Regions from separate parts of the Homo sapiens genome. Here region 1 is linked to region 2. A link is an interaction called in ENCODE POLR2A ChIA-PET data of the cell type or tissue named here. Cell type or tissue: OCI-LY7. All regions are shown on one strand. Each heading gives the region's core, and the rest is flanking DNA. Links, peaks and the distances in the headings are about the cores only.

Evidence for each region. ChIA-PET counts read pairs that join two places held together with the same protein. Peaks named below come from ENCODE experiments on the same cell type or tissue, not always from the same donor. Only the 100,000 strongest peaks of a DNase experiment are listed, where the experiment ranks them.
Region 1: POLR2A ChIA-PET joins it to region 2 with 11 read pairs; 2 of 35 experiments call an interaction of 5 or more read pairs at or near these places.

Annotation. Positions count from the first base shown.
Region 1 is chr3:185,476,451-185,493,096 of GRCh38, reverse strand. MAP3K13 (mitogen-activated protein kinase kinase kinase 13) reads right to left here. Exons shown (of 14, transcript NM_004721.5): 12 at 15,701-15,771; 13 at 12,568-12,865; 14 at 4,003-10,742. The coding sequence ends at 10,641. It overlaps LOC101929018 (a long non-coding RNA gene), which reads left to right and starts at 11,786. Exons shown (of 4, transcript XR_007096199.1): 1 at 11,786-11,879; 2 at 15,950-16,054; 3 at 16,513-16,613. TMEM41A (transmembrane protein 41A) reads left to right here. Exons shown (of 5, transcript NM_080652.4): 5 at 1,340-3,496. The coding sequence ends at 1,560. RefSeq lists an enhancer at 11,870-13,069. In OCI-LY7, for the core only: no CTCF peak of the experiment used is centred there; no DNase peak of the experiment used is centred there.
Region 2 is chr3:185,298,283-185,314,928 of GRCh38, reverse strand. It overlaps a transcript of MAP3K13 not described here. Among named protein-coding and RNA genes, the nearest start is that of EHHADH, 53 kb to the right of the region's middle. RefSeq lists an enhancer at 2,680-2,729. In OCI-LY7, for the core only: CTCF peaks have their summits at 6,414 and 6,618 (motif pointing right); a DNase peak (open chromatin) is centred at 6,608.

The DNA of each region.
Region 1 (16,646 bases), core at 5,662-13,661, 180 kb before region 2:
CTCCCTTAGATCCTAGAGGGAAAGACGATTCAGGGCTTCTAGGTCAAACAGAGCAAATCTGTGGTTGAGCAGCTGCTATTCATAGGAGATACCTGAGAGAAATGGAGATCTTAAATAGAAGCAAGATCTACCACGGCCAATTTTGGTCATATTGGCTTTCAGACAAAGTGCCTCAGGCCCTCAGCTAGTGGGGGTTTGCTGCTTCTAATTACCTAGGTGGCATGAGGCTTGGCAAGATTCTGGAGACCAGGCTTCCTGTCCTCTGTCTCACAAGCTGTGTGACCCTGAGGGGTCTGGGATCTTCATCTCCTGTATACTTCCTCTCCTATAGAAGAGAAATGGACTATCAGAGTGTTCCAAACCAATCGGAATCTCAGGGTGGGAGTGGAGAAGGGGCTTTTAAAATACAGGTTCCTGGGCACTACCCCAGAACCAAGTACCCAGAATTTCTGGGGTGGAGCCCAAGGATGTGGTTTTTTAACAATGTCACCAGCTGATTGTTCTGCAGCCAGCCTGTTCAGCCAGCCAGACTTTTGGAATCCAGTGGATTTGATGACATCTTTGAGACAGTACAGAATGTGAATAGTACTTCTTTTAAAAAACTGTTTGTCAACAATGGCACTTCTCTCTTTACTTTGGCTGTTGGGTACTCAGAACCAAATTTGGGGCCCACTTTTGGCAAACAGGTGAACCTTATGCATTTTTTTACTAACTGTACTCCCTGATGTCTTGTATTCTTCTGCACGCATTTTGCTTTTCCTATTTAAAATTTTATTTATTTATTTATTTATTTTTGAGACAGAGTCTAGCTCTATCGCCTGGGCTGAAGTGCAGTGGTAAGATCTTGGCTCACTGCCACCTCTGCCTCCCAGGTTCCAGTGATTCTCCTGCCTCAGCCTCCTGAGTAGCTAGGATTACAGGCACATGCCACCACACCCGGCTAATTTTTGTGTTTTTAGTAGAGACGGGGTTTCACCATGTTGGCCAGGCTGATCTCGAACTCCTGACCTCAGGTGATCCACCTCGGCCTCCCAAAGTGCTGGGATTACAAGCATAAGCCACCATTCCTGGCCCTATTTTAAAATTGTCTTATAGTAGCATGTATTATTTGTGTAAATATCTCAAGTTCTTTTGTTGAACAAGACAGGCATATATGGGAAGTGAGGAAAGGAGGGAAAATAATAGAAAAGAAGGAAAGAAGGGAAAGAGTTAATATGTATAAGGGTCAAGAGTCAAGCAAAAAAAAACCGTAGTCACTGTTCCTGGTGACATTCTGAATTATTATTTTCTTAATTTTGCTGCTGCTTGTAACAGGTGCTTTGTCCTTTTCTTCTTCCAGGTTTGATCCCATATAATTTCATCTGTGTGCAGACAGGGTCCATCCTGTCAACCCTAACCTCTCTGGATGCTCTTTTCTCCTGGGACACTGTCTTTAAGCTGTTGGCCATTGCCATGGTGGCATTAATTCCTGGAACCCTCATTAAAAAATTTAGTCAGAAACATCTGCAATTGAATGAAACAAGTACTGCTAATCATATACACAGTAGAAAAGACACATGATCTGGATTTTCTGTTTGCCACATCCCTGGACTCAGTTGCTTATTTGTGTAATGGATGTGGTCCTCTAAAGCCCCTCATTGTTTTTGATTGCCTTCTATAGGTGATGTGGACACTGTGCATCAATGTGCAGTGTCTTTTCAGAAAGGACACTCTGCTCTTGAAGGTGTATTACATCAGGTTTTCAAACCAGCCCTGGTGTAGCAGACACTGCAACAGATGCCTCCTAGAAAATGCTGTTTGTGGCCGGGCGCGGTGGCTCACGCCTGTAATCCCAGCACTTTGGGAGGCCGAGGCCGGTGATTCACAAGGTCAGGAGTTCAAGACCAGCCTGGCCAAGATGGTGAAATCCTGTCTCTAATAAAAATACAAAAATTAGCCAGGCGTGGTGGCAGGCACCTGTAATCCCAGCTACTCGGGAGGCTGAGGCAGGAGAATTGCTTGAACCAAGGTGGCAGAGGTTGCAGTAAGCCAAGATCACACCACTGCACTCCAGCCTGGGTGATAGAGTGAGACACTGTCTTGACAAAAAAAAAAAAAAAAAGAGAAAAAAAGAAAATGCTGTTTGTATTTTGTGGTCTAATAAGGAGTTCGGGATAGCCTGTTGTATTTGCCTCATGCCAGCCCCTGAGCTGCCTTGGGAGAAGATGCTGATTGTCCTTGTCCAGAGTACTGCTTTTGCAGAGTGACAGGCTGCTGGGACAGATGTCCTCCTGTTGCATCTTTGTGGATGTTTAGTACCAATGATGACACGGGAACTCACATCACTGACACCGCTCTTCATCTTCTGTTAGTCTCTTGAAGAGCATTTTTTTGTACTTCTTTGCTGATGACCTACCTCTTCATAAGCCAAGTGAAACAAGTTGACGAACTGCCTAGGACTTCCACGTGTTGCTCACATACATGATGATTTCTGTCACGCTCTTGTGTTCAGACACACTGACATTACCATGTATGTCAGACCTCCTTATGATCGCATGTCCTGACAGTTAAGCTGATTGCAAACAGACTATTAAATATGAATGGAGCAAACGCTGTATGTCATGGATATGTTCTGGAGAAATTCTTACCCATCTGGATGGGGCAGGGCCCTTGACTCACCTGAATCATGACCAGGCAAACATTTTATCTGTCCTTTCTGCAGGAATCCGTTCTGTGTCATGCTAGGAGAATGGGTTCAGTATATGGGGCCATCAGGCAGTATACCCTCTGAATGTTTTTCATTGTTGTATTTGCTTAGAGTAACTAAACAATTGTATCTTTTAATTTATCTTTTAATTCAAAGAGGAAACCTTGGCTTCTGATAACTTTGTTGTGTTGTATCTTAATGGCCTATAGCTGTCATTACTTCCTGTAGCTGCAGTACAGAATTGTTACAGACCTGGATTAATGCTTCCAAAGACAGAAGGACCTTGGCACCTAAACTGACCAGCCCTGTGATCCTGCACCCCACAGGAGTAACTCATCAGGACTTACCAGACTGCTGCTTTTGGGCATCATCTGCTGGGTTGATGATTTGGTTTGGCCAAGAGTCTTGCCAAGACTTTAATCTATGCCTCTTGTTCTACATGAATTCTTGGGAATTACTCACGTTCCATAGGAAGAGTGCATCCCCAGGTGATGGTTTTTGGTTATGGTATGATCCTTTCACACCGAGGATTTCATTGTTTAAAACGTGTTTCTTTAAAAGAAGCCTTGATAACGAGAGTGGGGGAAGGAGGCAGCAGACTTTGAAGACTGTGGCCTTTGGTGTTCTGGAGTAGGGGGAGGGAAGGAGAAACATGTTTTCCACATCATCGCAAGTGTGTGCCCTTTGCCCCTTTTCAGGATCCTTAGAGTTGCCTCCCTCCCTCCACCCCGACAGTTTTGCAATAATGTGCCTTATCAGTTGTGAGTTTACAGGTGAAGCAATTTCCCAAATAAATGGATGTAAGTGTTCTGTGTGGTGCTTGTTTGAACATGTTGCTAACTTTCAACTACCTTTGCCAGTGGGAATTAGGATTGGCTGAAAATTGGACAGTCCAAAATGGTGTTTTAAGCTTTCCACTCTCAATGCTTCTTACCAAAATAATTTCTCAGAAGCCAGATTTTCATCTTCATTTTCTCTCTCTGCTCCCTGTATAGTGGGGTCAGTAGTAACAGGAGTAGCTACCGGATGGGCAGCAGGAAAGCATAGGGAAGAAGCAGAGTGCCAGTCTAGCTTTTACAGAATACTCAAGAAGAGGCTGTCACCAAATAAAATGATGATTGCCCCTTCCTTTCGTGGCTGTGTCAAATACAAGAATCGCAGAAACTAGCTTTCTCCATTACCTGCTTTTTGTGGCTGCAGGAAACCCAGTCATGGAAAGTCTTCCTTTCCCTCAAGTTCTGACAAATGCTGAGATTATTAAGGCAGCTCTCAGGGCACAAACAGTACATTTAGAAAAAGACAGGACTAGAAAACAGTGAAGTACACTTTTTGTTTAATTCCATGCATTTGTTTGCTTTGATAGTCATTCTTGTTCCCATTGCCGTTCAATACAGAGAGGGAGCCGGCATCAGAAAACAACACTGGGAGCTGGGGACTGACAGTACAGGAGACCAGAGGGGAGCCAGGTAAGGAGGTTCATTTGGAGACCTAACCACAAAAGAGAAATTCATTCGCTCCAAGTCGATAGGAGCTCAAATTACTGTAATAAAGCGTCAAAGAGGGTCTTCCCACTTCCAGAGTCTGGGAAGTGGTCACTCTGAAGGTGAAGAGCCACTGGGGTGATATGGGCAAGATGGGACATCTTCCTAATAGCTTGCACATGCTGGCTGGGGTTCCCTTGGCCTGCAGTCACTGGAGGACCCTGTCCACCTGGTCACTGGACAGCAGCCTAGGGCCGGGAGCCAGCGATCCCTGAGTGCTGTGAAGTGGCTCTGGAGAGCAGACCTGGGATGCTGCCGGGAGCTTCCTTACAGTGGCCTTGCCATCTGCTTAGGGCTCTGCTCTGTGAAGTCCTGCCATCGTACCCTGGCCACATGACAGTTAACAAAAGCCTTAACCCACCTCCTGTTTCTCAGAGCAGTGATTTTAGAGCTCCCCTCTTTAGCCACCTGTCCCTGAGAAATGCTCCAGGTTCCACAAGGGTCCTCTGCTTAGCCTAGTTCAGTCCGACTTGAATAGGCTTTTGCAGTATCAGTTGTAACATGCAAACAAGCAGATTAATATGATTCTAATGTGCCAGTCTGTGAGGGTGGGACACTGGTGGTGTGAGTATGCTAGGATATTTGTCCTATGAAATCAGCAAAGAAGAAACATTTTGCTGCCTGGAAAGGCACTAAATTCATACTGACCGTACAAGTCAAAGTCTCGAAAAGAATGTCACATTGTTTTGGTACATGAGTCTCACAGAGTCTAAGAAGCAAGTAACTGGGACTTATATTAATTTTCTGTTTATAAAAGGTGAGGGAGGAACATATTCATTCAACAGAATTAAATGATGTGAATGAAGAGACATTTTGGAATGGGATCCATCAGTGATTGGTGTTCCTTCAATTGGAATTGTTGTCCAAAAGGGCAGTGGGTAGAGGCAAGTGGCCTTTCCCCTTTCTGTGGTACCGCCCCTGACAGCCACAGGTGGACACTAGTGCGAGCCTGTCGTTCTGCCATTGGGGCTAACTCAAGCTCAAATGGCAATTCCAATCAAGCGGCAATTGTTGCTCCAAGTGCTATGTTGAGAGGTTCTGAGGCTGTGTCTAGGCTCAGTAGGAAAGATACGATGCTCAATACATAATGTTGGTCTTGGTCTTGGAGGTGGTAGATGGTGGTAAGTGGTAGTATAATATTTCGGCTTCTGGCTCAGTGGGAAAACAAAACATAGCACACTCTACTGCAGAGCAGGGCAGGAATTCTATGGATTATAAATATTATGTTCTGGAGAATTCAGTTCCAGGAAGTTCAAGTGGGACTGTTTTAAGAAAAGGAAAAAAAAATTGAGACATGAGGACATTGAAGAAAAAAAGAGTAAATCATTTGATCAAAAAGGATGCATTTATTCTTAAAGGATGCCAATGTTCCACAGTGGGAGAGGGCATTTAAAATAGTCTGGAGGCTGGGCATGGCAGCTCACGTTTGTAATCCCAGTACTTTGGGAGGCCAAAGCAGGAGGATCGCTAGAGCCCAGAGTTCGATACCAGCCTGGGCAACACAGGGAGACGCCCATCTCTACAAAAAAAAAAAAAAAATTGTTGTGCATGGTGGCACACACCTGTGGTCCCAGCTACTCAGGAGGCTGAGGTGGGAGGATCACTTGAGCCCAGGAGGTTGAGGCTGCAGTGAGCCATAATCATGCCACTGTACTCCAACCTGGTGACAGAGTGAGATCCTGCGCCCTCACCCCCCCCCAAAAAAAGTCTGGGTTGGTGCCAGGTAAATCCCAAACCCAAGCACATCTATTATTTAGAAAAGGAGAGGGGAATAATTTAGCATGATGAAGCTCTACAGGAGATGTCCAGTACTTACTAAATCCTACTCAAAATGTCTTTACTTCTAGAAGGATAGATTTGTTTGATGCCAACATTTTAAAATATAGTATCTCAACTTCAAGTAGCTAGATGAAGACGCCAGTTTACAATAGAGCTAGCATCTTCATCTTTCTCAGTAGGAGCTCCCCACCATCTTGCAAACAGGTCTAAACTTAAGTGGTGGTAAGGTCCATTATAATTTCAAAGTAGATGCAGGCTTCTCAGCCCCTCTGCAAAGCAATTTTAAAAGGAACTGTTATCCAGAGGATATGATCTTGAAATAGATGAAAATCAGAACCAAATGCTCATCTGCAACCCAAATTAAAACTCATCATCTTGCAGTCAGTTAAAAACAGACGCTAACGGAACATGGACATTCATCCCAAGATGGTGAAACTTTCCATCAATGAAGCAGCTTGAAATCACAGTCTTGTGAGGTTCCTGGAAGCACTGTTGTAACACACTTGTCAGGACTGAAGAATTAGCTCATAACTTCCCTGAGCTCTTGATTCAACACTCTTCAGATGACTGTGGAGTCGTTCTCAAAGAAACATACATCAATTCAAGATTTTCCCGGTTATCACAAGGCAGGCAGCGAAGGACCAGGCTGGGCTAGAGAAGGTATTTCCCTTTTTAACCTCCACTAAGGACCTTATTCTCCTCTGAAACCTCTAGTCAATTCTACTTAAAAAAATGTGTTCAATATGGACTTTATTCAACTCTCGACTATACAATGAATGACTGAGATTCAGCCACTACGTACTACCCTAACATACTCATAACAGTTAATCCACATAAGGTGTATGATGACAATAGCATAACAGATAATCAAGATGAGAATTCAAAAAAAACTGATCAAAATTACGAGGTATCAGGGGTAGGTTTTCTAGGAAGACCATCACTGAAAGATGTAAGATAAAAGCTGACCCTCATGTTTCTCTGTTGCCACTAAAGGTGGGCAAGAATTGGACAAAACTGCCAGTGTTTTATGTTGGATAGAAAGAAGACATAGAGTTGTAGCATCTCTGTTCCAAGGAATAATGAACCAGAGAGATTTACAGTACAGTGAGATCTGAAGTCAAGAGGATGGAAAATATAGCCTTTCAAGAATTTTTTTCCAGTCGTTGGTCCTCTAAGTGACCAGGCCTCCTTCTTAAAGTTCTTTAGTCTTGTTCTAGGATGACATCACAGTTAGGCATTTTATGTCATGCCCTACATGTATATACGGTAGTCCTCCCTTATTTCTGGGGGATACATTCCAAGACCCCCAGTGGATGCCTAAAAACTCTGATAGTACCAAACCCTATATATACTATGTTTTTTTTTCTATACTTACATATCTATGATAAAATTTAATTTGTAAATTAGGCACAGCACTCTTGCCCTTTGGGGCTATTATTAATTAAATAGGGGTACTTGAACACAAGCACTGCGATACAGTCATCTGATAACCGAGACAGTCGATCTGATCACCGAGACTGCTACTAAGTGACTAATGGATGAGCAGCATGAATATGCTGGACAGAGGGAGGATCACCTCCAGGGCAGCAAGGGGCAAGATCTCATCATGCTCCTCAGAATGCTGTGCAATTAAAATTTATGAATTGTTTATTTCTGGAATGTTCCATCAAATATTTTTGGACTGCTGTTGAGCGTAACTGAAACCATGAAAATGAAGCCATGGGTAAGAGGGGACTACTGTATACCATTTCTTTTTTTAGTCTCCCTGCTACTCTCCACTAGGAGAATAAAGGTGGGAGAACAAAGGGGTCTGGCAGGAAGGAGATTGCAAACTATGTTGTCAATTCTTGAAACGAATCCATGAGCCCTGTGCGGAAACCCTCTAGGTCTGTTCCTCTCAGGACATTAAATCATTCTCTTTTTATTTCTAATATAGTCCCATGAATTTATTTCCTAAGAAACTTTAGAAAGTTTACAGCTTTTTAACTATATGTCCATCCACTATTTGACATCCTGGGGGTCATCGGCCCACCCAGGAGCTTTCATGATCAAGTCAAAATCACAATGTATCCATTGGGCTTCAGGGCAGAACATGCGTCCTCAGATGATTGTTGTACACAGAAAATTAGGGAACACAGCTAAGATCAATACCAGGGAGCTCCCAAATGGGAATTCCATTTTCATTCCTTCATTAAAATCATAAAATCCATAATAATTCCTGGTTAGCAATAAACACAACCATTGTGCCACATCATAAATCACACCTTCTGATCGACAGAAAATGAGAATGATAATATTATAAAATAAAATAACAATGATAATAATGCCATAACTTAAGATCTTTCATGTAGTCCAGCTACAGAATTTTTACAAAATGGAATAAATTAATGCAAACAATACTGCTCTTTGTATAAATTAAACATTTTCCTTCATCCTAAGAGCTATAAATCACAGACACTACATTTTAAATCAATGTATCAACATAAAGTGTAAACAAATGGATCAAACAAGCAAAAGGAACTCTAAATTCCCTCCTGCCTTTCCTTTTTGGCTGATGCAATCAGTAAAACCCAGAGGAGCGGCAACATTTTCATGTGCATTGGAAATGGTTTAACAGCTGTCTGTGCAAGTATTTCCTAACGTCCAACATGATGCAGTGTCAAAGAGTCCAGTGAATCTAGAGAGGTTGTTTGACGGTAATCTGTCTTGGAGACAGGGACAGGTACTAGGTCAACACCTATTTGTACATAAAATTCTAAAAAAATTTTTCCTTAAGGCCAAGGCACCATGAAGTACCTTGGAATGCTTTTCAGAGCCCATGACCCTGGAGACAGGCAGGACCTCATGCTTTTGGCAATGTAAAAATCCTTCCTATCCCTGCTCAGCATCCCTTGTTCTTTCCACAAATGTTCAAATCCAGTTATTTAAAACTGCATTGATTTGGAGTGAAGTAAAAGATATTTTACAAGTAGCATTGAACAAAAATGCTATTGTGCTGGGAGAGGAGTTGCCTTTTGCAAGCTGCTTGTTTTTGCTTTTATTCTGACAGTGGTAGCCAGTCATTAAGACTTCTAAGATAGGCCGGGCACAGTGGCTGATGCCTGTAATCCCAGCACTTTGGGAGGCCGAGGCAGGCGGATCACCTGAGGTCAGGAGTTTGAGACAAGCCTGGCCAACATGGTGAAACCCCGTGTCTACTAAAAATACAAAATTAGCCAGGCGTGGTTGCGGGCGCCTGTAATCCCAGCTACTCGGGAGGCTGAGGCAGGAGAATCGCTTGAACCTGGGAGATGGAGGTTGCAGTGAACTGAGATTGTGCCATTGCACTCTAGCCTGGGCAAAAAGAGCAAAACTCTGTCAAAAAAAAAAAAAAAAAAAAGAACTTCTAAGATAGAATGAGTTATTGAATAAAAACAAAGGGATGGTTTGGGCTCAGACATTGTATAGACACACATACATCCTAGCTGCCTTCAAAGTCTGTTCTCCTGCTTGAATCAATATGACTCAAGTAGACAAGCAACCTGGCTCCAGAGAGGGGTGGTTCCATCTTCTCCTCGTAGCTGAACTGAGTGATCCTGAGAATGGAGTTTTATAAATTCCACGTTCGTTTTCCTAACACCACTGTAGATGTTCTTCCTCTCTCACCCTTTTCTCCTCCTCAGTACTGCCCCCCAACCTTTGTTCCTACAGGAAGTGGTCAGCAGGCAGAAAGGAAATGAGCTACAAGGAAATGGCACTTGAGTATGAAAGATCAACACGTTGGGTCAAGGTAGCACATTTGCCAAGGTAATGACAGTGACAGCACTAAAAAGGGACGTATTTGCCAAAAACAAGATTTGACACTATCTGTAAACCTCACTACCAACTGCTGCTTAAACATTTAAAAATGAAACCAGCTTCCACATACACAGGTTTGTTTGTTTGTTTGTTTGTCTGTTTTTCCCTCCTAGAGGAAGCACATGCCCTTGAAGACATTGGGTGCAAGTATCTGGTCACCAGACTTTTCTAGGTCATTTCCGTAAGCCACCTGGACAAGCTGGTTGAAGTGAATATGGTCTGTTCACAAGTTGCCTGGAATTGCTTTTCTTTTGCTGTTCTTTGTGTTCTAAAATGTTCAATGTCTTGCTCTGGCTCTTCTTTAGTCACTTATGGCCAAAAGACCTGGTCCCCTGTTCAAGCAGCAATAATACCTCCCGGCCCCACAAATTCCCAAGGATGTTGCTCTTAAATTCCACTTATTTCTTTTTTTCTGTTCTTTCTTTTATCTCTTTTTTTTTTTGCAAGAAATTATTGTCTCTCTATCTCATATATAGTTCACTCTTTGCAGTACAAAGTGTTAAAATGTCAAACAAAAATAAATATCAATGTTACAGTAGCTAGAATATTCAATAAAATAGATCCCTGCCATTCTTGATTGAAATGTTCAGTGAGACTTAATTTCATTTGGATATTATTTTCCAGAGATTTGCGAAGTCTCATGTTCCTGTTATTGCAGCTCATTTCTAGGGGGTGGTAAAGATGGGGTAGTCTCTCTTCCCAGACAAAATGCTGGGAGAGAGTGGGATGAGTCTGGGGGTGGGGTGGATCTGAAATGCCAGTATAGTCACGAGATCTTCAGGATGTGTATTCCTTCATTACCAGGTAGCAGAGCTGTAGTGTTTATTGGTCCTAACTGTGGCATCAGAACACTCCCCATCTGAAGAGTCACAGTCCGATTCTTCAAACTGCATGGGGTTCTGCAAAGGCAAGACAAAACCTTAATTCATTTCGATAATCACTCAGTAAATATATGTCAAACACCTCCCACACAACAGGCACTGTGCTTGGTAAGGGGGCTACAAAGGTAAACGAGACCAGGTCCTGTCCTTGTGGGACTTATGGAGAAAGAAAACACATGATGATTATGATTGCTACGACAATAAAAACAGTGCCCACCACACAACCACTTATATAGCGTTTACTATGCTCCAGGCACTGTTGTAAGTACTTTACTTATTTATTTATTTAGAGATGGAGTCTCACTCTGTCGCCCAGGCTGGAGTGCAGTGGCACGATCTTGGCTCGCTGCAACCTCCGCCTCCCGGATTCAAGCGATTCTCCTGCCTCAGCCTCCTGAGCGGCTGGGACTACAGGCGCGTGCCACCATGCCCGGATAATTTTTTGTATTTTTAGTAGAGACAGGGTTTCACTGTGTTAGCCAGGATGGTTTTGATCTCCTGACCTTGTGATCCATCTGCCTCGGCCTCCCAAAGTGCTGGGATTACAGGCATGAGCCACTGCGCCCGGTGGTAAGTACTTTATTAATACATCTGTTAATCCATTTAGTCCTCATGATAACACTATGAGACAGATGCTATTATCATCCCCATTTTACAGAGAGGTTAAGTGGCTTGCCAGGTCCCACAGTAAGTGGAATGCTACAATTTGCATTCAGGCAGTCAGATTCCAGGCTTTACACTTAGAACCACTATGCTAGCCTGCCTCTCCAAAGGCAGTCCTGAATATGAAATAAAGTGCTATATGTCCTATGATGGCATCATCCAGGGAAGAGTCAGGGTATGGAGTGGGGAGGCTCAGACCTTTAAAATAATTTTTTTTTTTCAGAGACAGGGTCTCACTGTTGCTCAGGCTGGAGTGCAGTGGTGTGATCATAGCTCACTGCAGCCTCAAACTCCTGGGCTTAAGAGAACCTTCCACCTCAAGCCTCCCGAGTAGCTGGGACTGCAGGCATGTACCATCAAACTCAGCTAATTAAATTTTGTTGTTGTTGTTGTTGTAGAGGCAAGGTCTTGCTATGTTGCTCAGACTGATCTTGAACTCCTGACCCTAAAGTGATCCTCCTGCCTCAGCCTCCCAAAGTGCTGGGATTGCAGGTATGAGCTACCACACCTGACCTGGGCTCAGACCTTTAACCGTGTTGGGAGATAGGAGTGGGAGGAAGTGATGTTTGAGTTAAATCTTGACATGAAGGGTTCCTGAGCAGTTCAATGTGTGTGTGTCATTTGGGAGAAACTGCCCTCATTTCTGGGAGCTCTGTTGATCTCTGTACGTCTACTTACTTCTTGGAGGCCTGATATGGTTTGGCTCTCTGTCCCCACCCAAATCTCATGTTGAATTGCAATTCCCAATGTTGGGGGAGGCACCTGGTGGGAAGTGACTAGATCATGGGAGTGGATTTCCCCCTTGCTATTCTCATGATAGTGAGTGAGTTCTCATGAGATCTGATGGTTTCAAAGTGGGTGGCACTTTCCCCTTTGCTTTCTCTCTCCTACCACCATGTGAAGACATGCTTGCTTCCTCATCACCTTCTGCCATGATTGTGTTTCCTGAGGTCTCCCAGCCGTGCTTCCTGTACAGCTTGTGGAAGTGTGAGTCAATTAAACCTCTTTTCTTCATAAATTACCCAGTCTCAGGTAGTTCTTTATAGCAGTGTGAAAACAGACTAATACAAGGCCACTGTTGTATCTTATTATTAAATGAAAATTGTAAAGGCCCTAGAGACTTGAACCCCAAAGAGCAAAAAAGGGAACAGTGATGGGAGGAGAAGGGAGAAGCCCCCACCTCATAGCCACGTTCCTCCACACACAGCTTGCCCAGAGACATCTGAGTCTTCACACGGCGCACGGCACACTCCTTGTCAGAGAGCCCATCCGAGTGTGAGGATATGTCAATGGGAATCTCTGGCGTCTGGGACAGCAGGTCGTCTAGCTTCTCTGCCAAGCGGTCTTCAAGTTTATCAGCTAACTCATCAGGACTGTTTGAGTGGTCACTGGTATTTCCCTCTTCTCCATCAGACACAGAGAAATTCTCAGAGCTAAAGGTTGAATATGACTGGCAGCTGCTGATACAGCGATGGGGCCTAGAACCAAGAAGAACCAGGAGAACTTAGTCAGAGGAACAACTGCTTTTCTTTCCTTATCTGTCACTCATAGTAGTGGTAGAGATAATCTAGTTTTTTCCCTGCCATCAAGGAGGCCTAAGAAATCAAGATAGGTAGAAACTATTTAACTTTTAACATTAAGGCAATGGACTGAATTTTATCCCCCATGAAATTCCATGTTGAGGCCCTAATACCAGTGCGACTGTATTCGGAGATAGGGCTTTTAGGAAGTAAATAAAGTTAAATGGATCATAAGGGTGAGGTCCTGATCAAATAGGATTGGCAGCCTTATAAAAAGAGGAAGAGATTCTCTCCATTCCTCCCTCCCACCTTTTTTCAACATTCATGTGCGGGGCAAAGACCATGTGAGGAAACAGAGAAGGTGGCTGTCTGCAAGCCAGGAAGAGAGCCCTCACCAGAAACTGAATCTGCTGACACCTTGATCTTGGACTTCCCCAGCTCCAGAACTTGAGAAATAAGTTCCTGTTGTTTAAGCCATCCAATCTGTAGTATTTTGTTATGGCAGCCCAAGGTGACTAACACAAGAAGGAAATTTTAATTTCCCCTTTCATTTGGTTTATATATTTATGTGACTAAACACTACACTCCAAGCTGATGGCTATGACTGGCCTTTGAAAAACATCAGCTTGTCTAATCACGTTATGTACATATATGCATAGTATGGAATGTCCAAATTGAAATTATGCCTCTTATTTAGAGAGTCATAGATTCTCACAGGTGAAAGAGACTTTGGAGAATCTCTGGACTAACTCATTTCCCAGATGAGAAAACTGGAGCCAGAGAAGGGAAGTGACTTGTTTAAGGCCACACCATGAGAAAAGGCAGAGCTGAGGCTTGGGCTGGGTCTACACACACTTTGATCAGTGTCCTTCTCTAACCTCCATCCCTCACCTCCCTGTCAATCCACCCCAGCTTCATTTCCCAGAGCCCAGTGTCCACTGGGCATGGTGGCCCTGGAGGCCCAAGTGCTTTCACTACCTCTGTTGACCAACCTTCAACAGAAATGAGCATGGAAGGAACATTCACTCTGCAGCTGTGGGTACTGCCCAGCTAGTTAGTAGCTCATTCCAGTTAACATCTGAGTTTGGCTCTGATGAGCCAACGCTTCTGGGGAGATAATTTGCAAAAGTTCCTCAGTTCCTTCCCGTTGTTTATAAGCAGCTTAGTAAATAAGGATGTTACTAGCTTACACTGGCTTAAAAAAACATAAGAAAACAAATAATAAAGACTTCCTTTTTCTTTTGCCATTGTCTGATCTTTCTGTATTTCTTAGTCTAAAGAGTTTTGTTTTGTTTTGTTTTTTTCTTTTTTTTTTTTTGAGACAGAGTCTCACTCTGTCGCCCAGGCTGGAGTGCGGTGGTGCCATCTCGCCTCATTGCAACCTGTGCCTCCTGGGTTCAAGCAATTCTCCTGCCTCAGCCTTCTGAGTAGCTGGGACTACAGGCATGCCCCACCATGCCTGGCTAATTTTTGTATTTTTAGTAGAGACGGGGTTTCGCCGTGTTGGCCAGGATGGTCTTGAACTCCTGATTCAGCCTCCCAAAGTGCTGGGTTTAGAGGTGTGAGCCACAGCACCCGGCCTAGTACAAAGAGATTTTATGCCATATGACCTAGGCCTGGCTGATGCCCAGGACAGGTGATGGGGTGAGTTGGTTGGGGGTCAGGGGGGCAGATCATGGATATATAAGAAGAGGTCATAAAGAGTCCAGGAATAGCAGGGAATGAGAACAGATTTCAATTTTGTGTATAATGCAGGGATCCAGGATATAACTTATCAAAGGGCCAGGAGTCCTTTGGTTTGTAGGGAATTCCTGTTTCCAGGCAGGTACACAAACCTTCCTGGGGAGACTTCTTAGAGCATTACTCTTCAAGAACAGAATGTCCATTAGCAGAAAAAGACCTCTTGGTAGGAAAACTATCTTATTCTCTACATTAGAGGCAGCTTTTATTCTAGAAGTAAGGGGAGATGGCCCTTATTGACTCCTAGCAGGAATATTATTATCGCTATCTAAGCAAGAAGCTATTTCTAAGGCTGGGTTGAAGGTGGATTCAACTTATCTAATCATATTTAACTTGAGATATAAAATCTAAGGCATGGGGAATGCTATGGACTGAATTGCCTTCCTCCCAAATCCATCGGTTGAAGCTCTAAACTCCAATATAATTGTATCTAGATAGACCCTCTAGATAGGGTCTTTAGGAGGTAATTAATATTAAATGAGTTCATAAGAGTGGACCCCTAATCCAATAAGACTGTGACCTTTTAAAAGAAGGAAGAGCTCTCTCTGCCATGTGAGGAAACAGCAAGAAGGTGGCTGTCTGCAAGCCAGTAGGAGAGCCCTCATCAGGAACTGAGTCAGCTAGAACCTTGATCTTGAACTTCCCCAGCTCCAGAATTGTGAGAAATCAATTTCTGTTGTTTAAGCATCCAGTTTGTTACAGAAGCCTGAGCAGACCAACACAGGGAGGCACACTAGAAACCAACACAATTACCCATAAAACAGCATGGCCATCTGTCACAAACTGCCCACTGTATTCTCAGTTGTAACCTTGAATCTGTATTCATGCTCCTCATCATGAAGTTGCTGTAAAATGAATGCTAATGAACTAGGATCTGCTGTGCACGAACAACTGCCAAAATGTAGCAACAGGAAAACATGAACACAGTGAGTTCAAAGTTCCCTATAAGGTGGCTGCCAGGGAATCACCTGTGGTTGAAGAGCAGGTGTGGCAAACTTAGGATTTTTTTTCCCCATTCCACTAAAAGCAATCGTGTGCATTTGTTGGTTTTACCTCTGTCTTCGTGGAAATTCAACTTCACTATCTACTTCCCCTTCTTCCTCTTCTGAGGAGTCATCTCCACTCTGAGGAGAACAAGGATTAAGAGTTTTATTTATTTTAGTGTCACTCTGTCTCTCTCACCCCATCCCCACTAACTGTAAAAAATGTAATTATCATCAAAAGTCATTCATTTAGTAGTAGCTTGCTGAATGTCATCTTTAAACATACATGTCCTCATTATTCATTTAGTAACTTTTCCAGGGTACCTATGATGGCGGGCCTGCATGAGATGCTGGAAGACGTGTAGAACTGAGTGAAATTTTCTTTGTCCTCAGAGAGGTGATGGCTCTATTAAAGTGTCCAGAGGTGAGTGATGGAGAGGGAAGTTGGAGAGGAGGTCTTGGATTTGGGGTCAGTCTCTTGTAATCATTGTCACTAGTGGTTCCAGGCTCTGTTATAGAATTGATCTTTGAAATCCTCAAAGCCGAACAATTACTTTTTCCCTTTTTATATACCAATCCCTTTTTCACTAATATTATGTAGTTAGATAGACATTTTTGAGGGTCAGACTATATCCTGTTTGTACTGTATGCCTCACTCCATTAATACAATACTGCATACAAAATTGGTGTTATCCCTATAAATATATATAATTATTGTTTGTCAATTAAAAGAAAGTGCTTAATGCATTTTTATTGAGTCAGCATGTTGGCAGCAATAAGGGAGCTCTGGCTGGGACACCTGAGTCCCCGTGATTGCTGGGGCTCCATGGTTGATCTGGAAGGCGGGGTAAGTGTCCTGACTGAGGTGATCTTCCTTTACAGAGAACTCATCTCACACCAAGGGCATAGGAGCAGCCACACTTAAGATCAACTGTCCTTAACCACAGCATCATGATACGCTGGATTACCCAATCGCTTGTAAGGTGGGTAATTGGGTCCAAGGAACTGTACCAAAT
Region 2 (16,646 bases), core at 3,147-11,146:
TGGTTCACACTTGTAATCCAAGTGCTATGGGAGGCCGAGATGGGAGGATCTCTTGAGGCCAGGAGTTTGAGACCAGCCTGGGCAAGAAGATGAGACCCCCATCTCTACAAAAAATGTTTAAAAATTAGCTGGATGTGGTGGTGTGTACCTGTAGTGCTAGCTACTTGGGAGGCTGAGGCAGGAGGATCACTTGAGGCAGGAGGGTCACCTGAGCCCTGAAGTTCTAGGTTACAATGAGCTAATGATTGCAGCACTGTACTCCAGCTTGGGTGACAGAGTGGGATCTTGTTTCTTTTTTTTTTACTTTTCTTTTTTGAGACGTGGAGTTGCTCTCACCCAGGCTGGAATGCAGTGGTGTGATCTCGGCTCACTGCAACCTCCGCCTCCTGGGCTCAAGCAATTCTCCCGCCTCAGCCTCCTGAGTAGCTGGGATTACAGGCATGCATCACGATGCCCAGCTAATTTTTGTATTTTTAGTAGAGATGGGGCTTCAACATGTTGGCCAGGCTGGTCTCAAACTTCTGACCTCAAGTGATCCACCCACCTCGGCCTCCCAAAGTGCTAGGATTACAGGCGTGAGCCACTGCCCCCAGTCAGAATGAGAACTTGTTTCTAAATAAAACAAATAAATTCTCATTTAGCCACATATTTCATGTATTGCGGTATAATCAATTTTTTTTTACCACTTTTATTCCATGTCTTACAAGGGAGCACTCACTTGCATTTATTCCACATTTATTAAGCACCCTCTATGGCCAAAGAATGAGTGCTTGAATAACCAATAGCCTAGGAAGACAGGCAGAAATGCAGGATTCGCAATGTCAGCTGGTAATACAGCAACAGAAGTGCACAGCGTGCAGAGGAGGGGCAAACTGCAGTAGGTCAAGGACTGAATCTGGATCTCTTAGAAAATCTTGCACTCTACTTCTGAGAAACATTGTTTCTTGGCAACACATTCTGCTGCCCTAAACCCCAGGGATCCAAGCCCAAAACAGAGGCATTGCCAGAGCAGCATTCCCCATCAGATAGGGATTAACAAACTCAGTAAGGTCATTCCTCCTTGGTTAGAGTGCAGAGGCCGTGAGAGACAAGTAGAGAAGGTAGCCAGTTTCTGGGTTACCAAAGGGTCCAAAGAGCTTCCCAATTCTAATCTATCATTAACTTCACAATAATTCACCCTTCTTTTTTTTTTTCACCACTACTTCATGTTTTTCATGTCTGTATCAGGTATTTTACAAAATTTTTACTTTTCAAACTTGGAAAGGAAACTGTACTTTTCCAAGTTCATATTCTCCTCCCTAATACTTTAATCACTATTCTGAATTTGGTGTTTACCTCTCCAAATAAAAATTGTACTATTGGCAGGGTGCAGTGGCTCATGCCTGTAATCCCAGCACTTTGGGAGGCCGAGGTGGGCAGATCACGAGGTGAAGACATCGAGACCATCCTGGCTAACACAGCGAAACTCCGTCTCTGCTAAAAATACAAAAAATTAGCTGGGCATGGTGGCGAGCGCCTGTAGTCCCAGCTACTCAGAAGGCTGAGGCAGAAGAATCGCTTGAACCCAGGAGGCAAAGGTTGCAGTGAGCCGAGATCACGCCACTGCACTCCAGCCTGGATGAAAGAGTGCGACTCCATTTCAAAAAAAAAAAAAAAAAACTTGTACTATTGTTCATTTTTGTGAAAATATGAAATGCTTCTGAAATTTGTTTTATTCTACATTTTCCCCTTTTTTTTTTTGAGATGGAGTCTCACTCTGTCTCTCAGGCTGGAGTGCAAAGGTGCAATATCAGCTCACTGCAACCTCCACCTCCTGGGTTCAAGTGATTCTCCTGCCTCAGCCTCCTGAGAGCTGAAACTACAGGCACACACCACCACGCCTGGCTAATTTTTGTATTTTTAGTAGAGACAGGGTTTTGCCATGTTGAGTAGGCTGGTCTTGAACTTCTGGGCTCAGATGATCTGCCTGCCTTAGCTATTTTTCTAATTTTCTATTTCTTTATTATTTTTATTATGAAATTCAGAAAGTATGTCCGTATGTACTGTTAGAATTTTATATTCATCTAACATACTTTCAAATGTACTTTTTCTCAATGGCTATCAACAGGGGATAGGCCTTCTAATAATCATGCTGCTTTATAAACTGTCAGGCATTTTCATTAGAGAACTTTATTATCTATTTCTACTTTATTCAAAATATCATCCCACACTGATAGTTTGCATATAATTATGTAATCTATTTGCATCAAGATGCTTTTGATTTCAGCATACTATATTTCCACAATTGATATCTCATATATAATTACTTGATAAATGTTAATTTGTTTAGAAGTGCCCCGATTGCATTTAATCCCCTTCCTAGGGCAGCACAAAGTGGGAAATCTCTGCATTGTATAACCCCAAATACTTCTTCACTGGATAACTCTCTGCCAAGATAATATGAATCCTTCCTGCCCCTCAAAACATTAAAATCCCCAACAGAATCCTGCTGAGATAGAACCAGAGGGGTAATCCCCAATTTCTGTCCAAGCATCTCTCTGCGTGACCCTTGAAACACACATGCATGGATAGACTCATAACAGCACAGCCAAAGAAACAAAATTGGAACTGATATCCGAGCTTCTATCTTCTGTCTGCATCTTGGAGAGTGAAAAGCAGCAGTAATTCTGGAGGGTCATGTGACCTGACTGGAGGAGGTAGCTACCAGTCAGAAGTATACAAGTAAATACTTCTCCTTGGCTTGCAGCCTGGGGCAAAGGTTAGTCAGTTTTCAGAATACCCAGTAGAGGAAGGAGTTCCTCTTCACGTGGAAAAATGGAATTCAAAAATCCCACTGTTTCCCCAGTTTCCTGAAATCACTCATGATACCAAAGACACAGTGGCTATTTACCCAATGCCTTTCTAAATAACATTTAGGCTCTTACAAGGCCAATAAGTTTCACAACTTATATTCAACATGATTTTTGAGACTGATCTATGTTGATACGTGAAGCCCTATAATTCATTGTTAAATTTTATTCCAATGAATGAATAGTCCAGCAAAGCTCATTCATTCACTTTCCTTTTGATGACTGTGTAGGCTGTTTCCTTTTTTTTCTTTTAAAACAGTAATGCAATGAACATTTTTGTAGATTACTTGGGTAAGCATGAAAGACTACCATATTTTCTAAAACATGTGCCTAAGTATCTGCCCACTTTGCTTTCAACCAAAAATGTAGTTCTTTCAAAATAGCCAAATGAGAAGGAGAGGGGAGCCTAGACAATAACTAAAGGTCTACATACCAATTTGGGGGACTCTGAGACATCAGGGAACCTTGATGAGCCTGAGGACCTCCCCAGGCTGCCAAGAAAATAAGTAAAGGTGATTCTGGGTTGGGGCTTATGGTAGACACATGAGATTACAGGATGATATGGTTTGGCTGTGTCTCCATTCAAATCTCAACTTCAATTGTATCTCCCAGAATTCCCATGCATTGTGGGAGGGACCCAGGGGGAGGTAATTGAATCATGGGGGCTGGTCTTTCCCATGCTATTCTCATGATAGTGAATAATCTCTTATGAGATCTGATGGGTTTATCAGGGGTTTTCACTTTTGCTTCTTCTTCATTTTCTCTTGCCGCCACCCTGTAAGAAGTGCCTTTTGCCTCCCGCCATGATTCTGAGGTCTCCCCAGCCATGTGGAACTGTAAGTCCAATTAAACCTCTTTTTCTTCCCAGTCTTAGGTATGTCTTTATTAGCAGCATGAAAATGAACTAATACACAGGATTAACTACGAAAGGAGGAAACAAAGGCTACTATGACTTGGAGTAGGAATATTCCTAGGAAACTCATTCTATAATAAAAGAAAATCAACATACCACTTGTTGAGTGCTTTAGAGACATATGATTTAGAGAAACACAAAATAGCTTAATTCAAAGTGACTTCTGACTCAACTTCTGCAAAGTTGTCTTAAGTTCCACCATAGAGCCTGGATGTGTTCTGGAATGTGAGTACGACCTTTGCTTATCACTGTGAATATTGAAAGCAGAAAACAGCAAGAACAGAGAAGCACTAAGGAATACAGAATTGAACAAAGAAAAATGGCAATGATAGCATAGTGGCAGGTATTGACTCCTCTGCCTATCACAGGAATAAATGGATAGTTGAAGAGTTATATCAAGTTATTTTCATTTCTTTCTCATATATCTTTTTTTCCCTTTCCATATCACTCTTTTTTTCTCTTTGTGCTTCAGTTTGAATAACTTCTATGGATCTGCCTTCAAATTTATTTATTCATTCCTCACCTCTTTCCAGTCTGTTGAAATGCCTGTCAAAAGAGTTCTTCATCCCAGATATCATGTTTTTTTATTTTAGTGTGTCCATATGACTCTTTTTAGAGTTTACATTTCTCTGCTGAAATTCCCCAACTGTTCATGCATGAGGCCTACTTTTTCTACTTGTTCCTGTAATATATCAATCATAATTAAAGTCCTCATCTGGTATTTCCAACATCTGAGTCATCTCTGGGTCTGGGTCTGTTGATTGCTTTATCTCTTGAAAATGGTTGTGTTTTTTTTCATATATTTCATAATTTTTTATAGAATTCCAAATATTGTCCATAGAATAACAGTATAAACTGAAGGAAAGAATAGTTATTCCTGGAAATGGAGATGCCTATTCTGTCAGGCAACCAGGTGAACAAATTCCAAAGAGAGAGAATCTAGTCAGTGGTTGAGATGTTGTTTCCCTGTTGCTGTAGTTACCTTCTGTGCACCTTCCTCTAGCAGTGGGCAGCTACTATCTTGTGCTTCATGTGGAGTCTACAGTGTTCAAGGGATTTTACTCAGTGTTCCTGCTCCAATCTCAGCTTTCAGCAGTCACTGCATATCTGTGCCATAGAGGGGGTTCTCTCTCTCCATCCTTGTCCCTCCCTCAGCAGTAGGCTACAGCTGTTTTTAACTCCAGTCTATTAACAGAACTCATTGTTCTCCTGATATCTCAGTGTTAGCTAGGCCCTGTGCACCTAGGCCTCGGGTATGCGGCTTTCTGTGCCCCTACCCCAACCTCTTGGCAATGAAATTTTGCCTTATATCTGTGGAGGAACACTGTAAAAACAAAACAAAACAAAAACCCTCCAGTATCCCACGGATCACACTAAATACAAAATAGTAGCAGCTACTGCTGGAGAATGTTCTGTGCCTTCCCTAAGGGCAGGCAGCTTTTGCTTCTACCCTGCCCCCATAATCAGTGAATCTTTGCCTGGACTGAGGACAAAAGGGTTTCCTTTCATTTAAAGTTTTTGCTCCATATGAGAGAATAGCTGATAATTTAGGCAGGGTATGTAATTATGTATCGCTAAAGAGTGGCTCTCTTCAGTCTGCTGACTTGCCCCAATCTTTTTGTTTCTTTTTTCTTTCTTTTTTTTTTTTTTTTTTGTGAGACAAGGTCTCGCTTTGTCACCAGGCTGGAGTGCAGTGGTGTGATCTCTGCTCACTGCAGCCTTGACCTCTTGGGCTCAAGCGACCCTCGCACCTCCCAGCCTCTGGAGTAGCTGGGACTACAGGCATGTGGCACCACACCCAGCTAATTTATTTTTTCTTTTTGTAGAGGCAGGGTTTCACCATGTTGCCCAGGCTGGTCTTAAACTCCTGGGCTGAAGCAATCCACCCACCACCTTGTGGCCTCCCAAAGTGCTGGGATCACAGAGTGAGCATCCAGCCTCAATCTTTTTATGAGCAGTGGTGGAAGTTATTGTAGGTTCAGTTATGTACCCCTAAAAGATAAGTTAAAGCCCTAACCCCTGGCACCTGTGAATGTGACCTTATTTGGAAATAGGCTCTTTGCAGATATAATCAAGTTAAGATGAGATCACACTGGAATAGTGTGCGGCCCTAATCCAACATGACTGGCATCCTTATAAGAAGAGAAAACACGGTGGAATAGGAATCCCCAGACCTCATTCCCCCACAGAGATACTGACTTAACAACAACATATGGCCCAAAAAGACTTTATGAGAACTCCAGAAACCAGTTAAAAAGTCACAGTATCCCAGGCAAGCTCAAAGCCAAGAACAGCCACATTGAAACAGGCAAGAAAAGCTAATGCATTTCACCCATAATAGGCCTTCCCCAAGCCAGTCCAGCCCTACATAATTGCAAGTAAATGCCAAACTTGCATCTTCTCATCAGAAGGGAAAGAAAAGGATAGAATGTGCATCCAAAGTTCTAGCTTTTTAGGGAAGTGCCCAAGGGAATGGTTACTGTCCAGCTTGATGTGGAACACTGACAGAACCAGAATACTTTGGATGCTTGGGGTCCACTGAGAACAGCGGAGAGTTCAGCAGCTAACTGCAGCACCTGAGAACCTGCAGCACAGCCGACAGAAGACAACAGAACTCAGTGTTATTGGGAGAAAATGCCCAACTCATGGCCTTTCTCTCATGAAGAAAAGAGAAGAGTAGAAAGTATATCCAACCTTTCAGCTTTTCTGGGGACTGCCTAAGAGATGGCTTTCTGTCTTACCTGACTTGGAATGCTGACAGAACTGGCAACTTTTGCATGCCTGGGAACTGCTGAGAACAAAAGAGACCTAGGCAGCTTGTAGGAACACCAGAAAACCAGCAGTACCATGGAAAGACACCAGAGGGAGCAAGTGCCTAAAAAAGAAACCAGCAAACTTCTGTAATTGGGAAATTACAGGCACAGTTCAGAGGAGATACAACCCCATTAAAGGTTTGAGAGGCCCTAAGACTCTATAGCTGGGCTAAAGAGAGTCTTAACATCTCTTCCTCCCTGTATGAAGCCAGTCCAGAAGACTGGGAGCGTGGCTGTTTTTTAAAAATGTGCAAATCCCAGCAAAAAATAATCAAGAATACAAAGAAATAAGGGCCCGACCAAGGGAACAAAGTAAGTCTCAAAAAAAAAAAAAAAAAAAAAAAGACCCCAAAGAAATGAAAGTCTATGAATCACCAGACAAAGAACTCAAAATAGTTGTCTTAAAGAAACTCAATGCACTACAAGAGGACAGATAGACAAATAAAGGAAGTCAGGAAAATGATACATGAACAAAATGAAAATACCAACAAAGAGATAAAAACTATTTTAAAGGCTGGGTGTGGTGGCTCATGCCTGTAATCCCAGCACTTTGGGAGGCCGAGGCGGGCAGATCACAAGGTCAGGAGTTCAAGACCAGCCTGGCCAACATGGTGAAACCCCATCTCTACTAAAAATACAAAAATTAGCTGGGTGTGGTGGCATGCGCCTGTAATCCCAGCTACTTGGGCAGCAGAGGCAGGAGAATTGCTTTAACCTGGGAGGCGGAGGTTGCAGGGAGCCGAGATCACACCATTGCACTACAGCTCTGGGCGACAGAGTAAGACTGCATCTCGGGGTGGCGGGGGAGGGGGTGGTGCACCAAATGGAAATTATAGAGCTGAAGAATATAAAACTGAATTAAAAATTACACTAAGCAGATTCAACAGCAAACTTGATCAAACAGAAGACAAAATCAGCAAACCCATTAAGAATTATCCAGCTCCTGCTTGATAATTCAACAAAAAGTAAAAAGAATGAAGAAAAGTGAAGAATGCCTAAGGGACTTATGGAACACCATCTAGTTGACCAATATATGCATTAACTGGATTATCAAAAGAAGGAGAGAGAGAGAGAAAAGGACAGAGAGGTTACTTGAAAAAATAATGGCTGAAAATGTCCCAAACATGAAGAAAGAAATGGAAATCTAAATTGAACAAGCTGAAAGGACTCCAACTAGGATGAATCCAAAGAGGCCCACAGAGACACATTGTAACCGAACTATCAAAAGCCAGACACAAAGAATCTTGAAAGCAGCAAGAGAAAAGTGACTTGTCACATACAAGAGAACTCGCATGAGATTATTATTGGATTTCTCAGGAGAAACACTGCAGACGAGAGAGTGGTATGATACATTCAAACTGCTAAAAGAAAAAACTGCCAATCAGAAATACTGTAGCCAGCAAAACTGTCCTTCAAAACTGAAGGAGTTTAAATAAGACCTCAAACTGTAATAATCCTAGAAGAAAACCTAGGAAACACTATCCTGGACATTAGCCTTGGTAAAGCATGTATTATTAAGTCCTCAAAACCAATTGCAACAAAAACAAAAATTGACAAGTGGAACCTAATTAAACTAAAGAGCTTCTGTACAGCAAATGAAACTATCAACAGAGTAAAAAGACAACCTACAGAATGGGAGAAAATATTCACAAACTATTCAACCACCAAAAGGTCTAATATCCAGAATCTATAAGGAACTTAAAGAATTCAACAAGCAAAAGTCAAATAACCCCATTAAAAGTGTGCAAAGGAACTTTGAACAGACACTTCTCAAAACAAGACATACATGCAGCCCAACAAACATGAAAAAAGCTTACCATCACTAATCATCAGAGAAATGCAAATCAAAACCACAATGAGATACCATCTCACACCAGTCAGAATGACTATTACAAAAAAGTCAAAAGACAACAGATGCTAATAAGGCTGTGGAGAAAAGAGAATACTTATGCACTGTTGGTGGGAATGTTGATTAGTTCAGCCACTGTGGAAAGCAGTTTGGAGATTTCTCAAAGAACTTAAAACAGAACTACCATTCAACCTAGCAATTCCATTTCTGGGTATACATCCAAAAGAAAATAAATTGTTATACCAAAAAGACACATGCACTCATGTACATCACAGCACTATTCACAATATCAAAGACATGAAATCAACCTAGGTGCCCATCAATGGTGGATTGGATAAAGAAAATTTGATATATGTATACCATGAAATGCTATGCAGTCATAAAAAAAGGATGAAATCATGTTCTTTGCAGCAACATGAATGCAGCTTGAGGCCATTATGCTAAGAGAATTAACACAAGGATAGAAAACCAAATACTACATGTTCTCACTTACAAGTGGAAGCTAAACATTGGGTACACATAGACATAAAGATGGCAACAGTAGACACTGGGGACTAGCAGACAGGAGAGGAAGGGGAGGAAGGGAGACAAGAGTTGAAACACTAACTATTGGGTACTATGCTCACTACCTGGGTGACAGGATCAACTGTATCCCAAACCATAGCATCATGCAATATACCCATGTAACAAACCTGCACATATATCCTCTAAATCTAAAATAAAAGTTGAAATTATAAAAATAAATATATACAATTTCAAAAATTTTAATGAAGGAAAAAAATAGACCTTTCCAGATCATCAAAAGCTGAAGGAGTTCAGCACTAGAGCTGCCTTACAAGAAATGCGAAAGGAAGTCCCTCGGGTTGAAATAAAAGGATAGTAGATAACAACTTGAAAGCATATAAACACGTAAAGCTCTCTGTAAAGGTAAATACACAGGTAAATACAGAATCATGTAATACTGTAATGATGGCACATAAATCACTTTTAATTCCCATGTAGAATTTAAAAGATAAAAGCATAAAAAAACTATAACTATGAAATTATATTACTAGATACAAAGTATAAAAGACATAATTTGTGAGATTGATAAAGTAGAGGATATGTGAAGGAGTAGAGTTTTTGTACATGGTTTAAATTAAGCTGACATCAGTTTAAAATAGATTGTTACAATTATAAGATGTTTTATGTAATCCCCATTGTAAACACCAAGAAAATACCTTTAGAAGATACACGAGAGAAAGTGAGAAAGGTGTCAAAGCATGTCTCTCTCTACAAAAAGTCAACAGAACAAAAAGGCAAGCAGCAAGAGAGGAAAACAGGTACAAAAGAACTACGAGACATATAGAAAAGAAATATTAAAATGGCAATAGTAAGTCCTTCCCTAACAATAATTACTTCAAATGTAAACAGAACTCTCAATCAAAAGACATAGAAAATGGATTTTAAAGAAAGACCCAACTATAAGCTATGTATAAGAAACTTACTTTAGATATAAGAACACACATAGACTGAAAGTGAAAGGATGGAAAAAGATATTCCATGCAAATGATAACCAAAAGAGAACAGGGGTGGCCGGGTGCGGTGGCTCACGCCTGTAATCCCAGCACTTTGGGAGGCCGAAGGGGGCGGATCACAAAGTCAAGAGATTGAGACCATCTTGGCCAACATTGTGAAACCCCATCTCTACTAAAAATACAAAAATTAGCTGGGCATGGTGGCGCATGTCTGTAGTCCCAGCTGCTCGGGAGGCTGAGGCAGGAGAATCGCTTGAACCCGGGAGGCAGAGGTTGCACTGAGCCAAGATCGCGCCACTGTACTCCAGCCTGGGTGACAATGAGAGACTCTGTCTCAAAAAAAAGAGAACATAAGTGGCCACACTAATATCAGATAAAAGAGACTTGAAATTAAAAAAAATTGTCAAGAGACAAAGAAGGACATTATATAATAAAGGGTCAATTCACTAGGAAGAAATAGCAATTATAAATATGTATTTATATTTGTAACAGCAGAACACCCAAATATATAAAGGAAACATTGACAGACTGAAAGAAAAACCAGATGGTAACACAATAATAGTAGGAGATTTCAATGCCCCACTTTTAATAATGGATAGAACAACCAGGCAGATAATCAATAAGAGAACAGATGACTTATACAACCCTACAGACCAATTGGTATTAACAGACGTACAGAATATTCTACTCCACAACAGCAGAACACATATTCTTCTCAAGGGCATATGGAACATCCTCTGGGACAGATAACACGTTAGGCCACATGACAAGTCTTAACAAATTTAAGAAGACTGAAACCATACCAAGCATCTTTTCCAATCACAAGGAAACAAAACGAGAAATCAACAGCAAAAGGAAAACTGGAAAACTCACAAATATGTGTAAAATAAACAATATGCTCAATAACTAATTGGTCAAACAAGAAATCACAAAAAATTAGGAAATATCTTGAGGACAAATGAAAACAAAAGCACAACATACCAAAAGGTATGGGATGCATCAAAAGTAGTACTAAGGGGGAAAGTTATTAGTGGTAAACACACAATAAAAAAGAAGAAAGATCTGAAATCAACAACCTAATTTTGCACCTCAAGGAACCAAAAAAAAATTATAAACTAAACCCAGTATTAGTATTAGGAAGGAAATAATAAAAAATAGAACATAAATAAATAAAATAGAGGATAGAAAAATAATAGAAAGAAATCAGCAAAACTAAGAACTTGTCTTTTTAAAAAAGGCAACAAAATTGACAAATCCTTAGCTAGACTAAGGTAAAAAATAGAGAAGATTCAAATAACAAAAATTAAAAACAAAAGAGAAGACATTACAACTGATGCCACAGAAATAAAAAGGATTGTAAGAGAGTACTATGAATAATTATATGCAAACAAATTGGATAACATAGAAAAAATGATAGATTTCTAGAAACATACAACCTACCAAGACTGAATCATAAAAAAAAAAAAATTGGAAAAGACCTGTAACTAGTAAGGAGAGTGAATCAGTAATCAAACACCTCCCAACAACAACAAAAACAGCCAGGACCAGATGCCTTCAATGGACAATTCTACCACACATTTAAAGAAGAATTAACACTGATCCTTCTCAAACTCTTTCAAAAAATTGAAGAGGATAAAACACTTCCAAACTAATTACCACTACCCTGATACTAAAAGCAGACAATGATACTCTAGGAAAACTACAGACTGATATCCCTGATGAACACTGATGTAAAAATCCTGAACAAAATATTAGCAAACAGAATTCAACAGCATATTAAAGGGATTATACATTATGATAAAGTGGGATTTATTCTCGGAACACAAGGATGGCTTAACATATGAAATCAATCAATATAATATACCACATTAACACAATGAAGGCCAAAAACCATATGACCGTCTCAACTGATTCAGAAAAAGCATGATAAACTTCAATCTCCTTTCATGATAAAAACACCCAACAAACTAAAAATAGAAGGATATTATCTTAATACAATAAAGGCCATTTATGAAAAGTCCACAGCCAATGTCACACTCCATGGTGAAATACTGAAAACTTTCCCTTTAATATCAGGAAAAAGGGAAGGATGCCCACCTTCACCACTTCTACTCAACATAGTATTGGAAGTATTGGCCAGGGCAATTATACAAGAAAAAGAAATAAAAGGCATGTAAATTGGAAAGAAAGAAGTAAAATTATCTCTGTTCACAGATGGCTTGATTATATATGTAGAAAAACCAAAAGATTCCACAAAAAATTAATGAATTCAGCAAAGTTGCAGAATACAAAATCAATGATTCAGAATACAAAACACAAAAATCAGTGTGTTTCTATACACTAACAATGACCAATCTGAAAAACGAAACTAAGAAAACAAACCCATTTATAATAGCATCAAAAAGAATAAAATAATTAGGAATAAATGTAAAGAAGGAGGGAAAAGACTTGTACATTGAAAACTATAAAACATTGCTGAAAGAAATTAAAGAAGACACAAATAAATGAAAAGACATCCCATACTCATGGAGTGAAGACTTAATATTATTTATTTGTTAATTTATTTATTTACTTTTTCAGACAGTCTCGCTCTGTCACCCAGGTTGGAGTGCAGTAGTGGGATCTCAGCTCACTGCAACCTCTGCCCCCCAGATTCAAGCAATTCTCCTGCTTCAGCCTCCCAGGTAGCTGGGATTACAGGTGTGCACCACCACACTCAGCTAATTTTTTTTTTTTTTTGTATTTTTAGTAGAGACAGGGTTTCATTATGTTGGCCAGGCTGGTCTCGAACTCCTGACCTCAAGTAATCCACCCGCCTTGGCCTCCCAAAGTGCTGGGATTACAGGCGTAAGCCACTGCGCCTGGCAAGACTTATTATTAAAATGTCCATACTACCTAGAGGGACCTACAGATATTATTAAAATGTCCATACTACCTAAAGTGACCTACAGATTCACGCAATCCCTATCAAAATCCTAACAACATTTTTGCAGAAATAGAAAACAAAAATTTTTAATTCATATGAAATCTCAAAAGGCTCTGAATAGCCTTAAAAAATATGAGAAAGAAGAAAAAGCTGAAGGCCTCAAACTTCCTGACTTCAACATATATTACAAAACTTTAGTAATCAAAACAGAATAGTACTGGCATAAACAGACATATTGTCCAATGGAACAGAATAGCCCCAAAATGAACCCTCATGTATATGGTCAAATGATCTTTGACAAGGGTGCTGAGGTCACACAATGGGAAAAGGACAGTCTCTTCAACAAATGGCATTGGGAAAACTGGATGTCCACATGCAAAAGAATGAAGTTGGACCCTTGCCATACAAAGGTCCTATAAAATTTGACTACAAAGATGAACTCAGAATGGATCATAGGCCTAACTGTAAGACCTGAAACTATAACACTCCTGGAAGATAACACAGGGGAAAAGCTTAATGACATTGGGTTTGGCAATTATTATTTGGATATTGACATGAAAAGCACAGGCAACAAGTGCAAAAATTAGACAAATGGGACTACAGCGAACTTACAAACTTACATGCAGCAAAGGAAATAATCTAAGAGTGAAAAGGCAACCTTAAAAAGTTTCTCAAGAGAACTTGACAAAAATCCAGAATATATTAATATAATGAAGTCTTACAACTCAATAATAAAAAAAAAAAAATCCAATTTAAAAATGGGCAAAGAACTTGACAGACATTTCTCCAAAGAAGAGATACAAATGACCGACAAACATATGAAAAGATCCTCAACATCAATAACCATCAGGGAAAGGGAAATTAAAACCAGAATAGTATCACCTCATACCTATTAGGATGACCACTGTTAAAAAATTAATTAATTAAAAATAAATAAATAAATAAAAATAATAAGTGTTGGTAAGGATGTAGAGTACTTGGAGTCTCTGTACACTGTTGGTGGGAATGTAAAATAGTGCAGCTGCTATGGAAAACAGTAGGGAAGTTCCTCAAAAAATTAAAAATAGAATTACCATATGACCTAGCAATCCCACTTCTGGGTATATATCCAAAAGAATTCAAAACAAGATTTCAAAGAGATATTCACACGCTCATGTTCATTGCAGTATTGGTCACAATAGCCAACAACCTAAATGTCCACCAACAGATGAATAAAGAAAATTTGGTATATTCACACAATGGATATTATTCAGCCTTAAAAAAGAAGGTAGGCCAGGCGTGGTGGCTCATGTCTGTAATCCCAGCACTTTGGGAGGCTGAGACAGGTGGATCACTTGAGGTCAGGAGTTTGAGACCAGCCTGACCAACATGGTGAATCCCTGTCTCTACTAAAAATACAAAAATTAGCCAGCGTGATGCCAGGCACCTGTGGTCCCAGCTAGTCAGGAGGCTGAGGCAGAATAATTGCTTGAACCTGGGAGGCTGGAGGTTGCAGTGAGCCGAGATGGCGCCATTGCACTCCAGCCTGGGCAACAAAGCTACACTCCATCTGAAAAAGAAAAAAAAGAAAAAAAAAATAAGGAAATAGGGCCGGGCGTGGTGGCTCACGCCTGTAATCCCAGCACTTTGGGAGGCCAAGGCAGGTGGATCACCTGTGATCAGGAGTTCGAGACAAGTGAAACCCCATCTCTACTAAAAATACAAAAACTTAGCTGGGCGTGGTGGCGGGTGCCTGTCCCAGCTACTCGGGAGGCTGAGGCAGGAGAATAGCTTGAACCGGGGAGGCGGAGGTTGCAATAAGCCGAGATCGTGCCACTGCACTCTAGCCTGGGCAACAGAGTGAAACTCTGTCTGAAAAAAAAAAAAAAAAAAGAAAAGAAGGAAATCCTATCATATGCTACAACACAGATGAACTCTGAGGACACTGTGTTAAGTGAAACGAACCAGCCACAAAAAGAAAAATATTGCATGATTCCACTTATGTGAAGTATCAAAAATAGTCAAACTCTTAGAAATGGGAAGTAGAATGGTGCTACTAGTAGAATGGGGAAGAGAGAAAAGGTGAGTTATTCAAGGGGTACAGAGTTTCAGTTTTGCAAGATGAAGAAGTTCTAGAGATCTGTTTCACAACAATATATATACCGTTAACACTACTGTACTGTATCTTTAAAAATTGTTTTAAAAAGAGAGAGAGAGGGCCGGGCGCGGTGGCTCACGCCTGTAATCCCAGCACTTTGGGAGGCCGAGGCGGGTGGATCATGAGGTCAGGAGATCGAGACCATCCTGGCTAACAAGGTGAAACCCCGTCTCTACTAAAAATACAAAAAATTAGCCGGGCGCGGTGGCGGGCGCCTGTAGTCCCAGCTACTCGGGAGGCTGAGGCAGGAGAATGGCGTGAACCCGGGAGGCGGAGCTTGCAGTGAGCCGAGATTGCGCCACTGCAGTCCGCAGTCCGGCCTGGGCGACAGAGCGAGACTCCGTCTCAAAAAAAAAAAAAAAAAAAAAAAAGAGAGAGAGAGAGAAAACAGACAGACATACAGAGAAGATAGCAATATGAAGATGGGGTCATCGACTGAAATGTTGTTACACAGCACATTGCTGTACTTCATTCTGGCAGCCCTAGGAAAGTAACACAAGGGCCCACAGAAGAAAGCTTGCAAGTGAGTGCAGGCTCCTTTTGTGACTGGGGCTTCCCGTTATTCTGAAATGTTACATTAGCCCACATTCAGCCTTTAAGAATTCATTACAGTTTTAGCTGCTTTCTTCTTACCTACCTTTACGGTGCCTTCTCTTCCTCCTATGCTCTGCCAAAGGTAACACAGTTTCTGTGTCCTGTCTCTCTTCAAAAGGGCTTGCCTCTCTTTGGAATTTCAGTTCATCTGATTGCCTTGTGACCTCAACTCTCTGATGAGCTCAAGAAGCATCATGACTTTGTGGATTATCAAGATTTTTCTCATTGTTATGATGGGAACAATGTTCTCTTGCAACATTCTACATCCTAAACAGAAGCAAAATTTTCAGCATTTCCTGAAAGATGATTCCAAGGGTTATTAATAGATTTTATGAGCGAAAAAGAATTGTGATTACACGTTTGGAACGTGTTAAGATACACTATAAACTTTCAAAAAAGACTGCAACATTTTCCAAACATGTCATTACAGAACCCTTTTGGCTTACAAAATCTCTTGCAGTTGTGTCAGACATTCTGTGTACCATAGTTTAGGAGATAATGAGTTAAACGCCTAGACATGTTTTTTTTGTCCTCACTATATGGCAAAATTAGTGTCAGCAAACCAGTTGGGGGATATTTTCTTTCTGCCACTTCACCACTTTGACTGAAAATAAGATCTTTCTGTTTCTACATCACTTATGCTGGAAGATACGGTGACCTTTGCATTACTTCTGTCTCTTCTCAGGTTTTCTCCCGTTACTCATCAAATGCCAAAATGAGGAGATACTTGACTTCTTAAAAAATGAACATAAAGTTCCATCAAATAAATAAAATATGTAAAGTAAATTCAATAAACATATTTTAAATTAGTTAGGATAATGTATACTTACACATTAAATATAACAACACAAATTTAATCAGCAACATGTTATACATAATGCTTTTGGTAAAATACTTTCCCTTTGAGTTGTCCATTTTAATGGTTCTGTGGTGTTCTTAATGTTTCTCCTCATTTCCTTTCCTTGAAATACGTGGAACATAAATGGTTTTTTTAAAACATACATATTTCCATTATTTCCCTAAGTCTATGGTTCATTTAGTTTTCCTC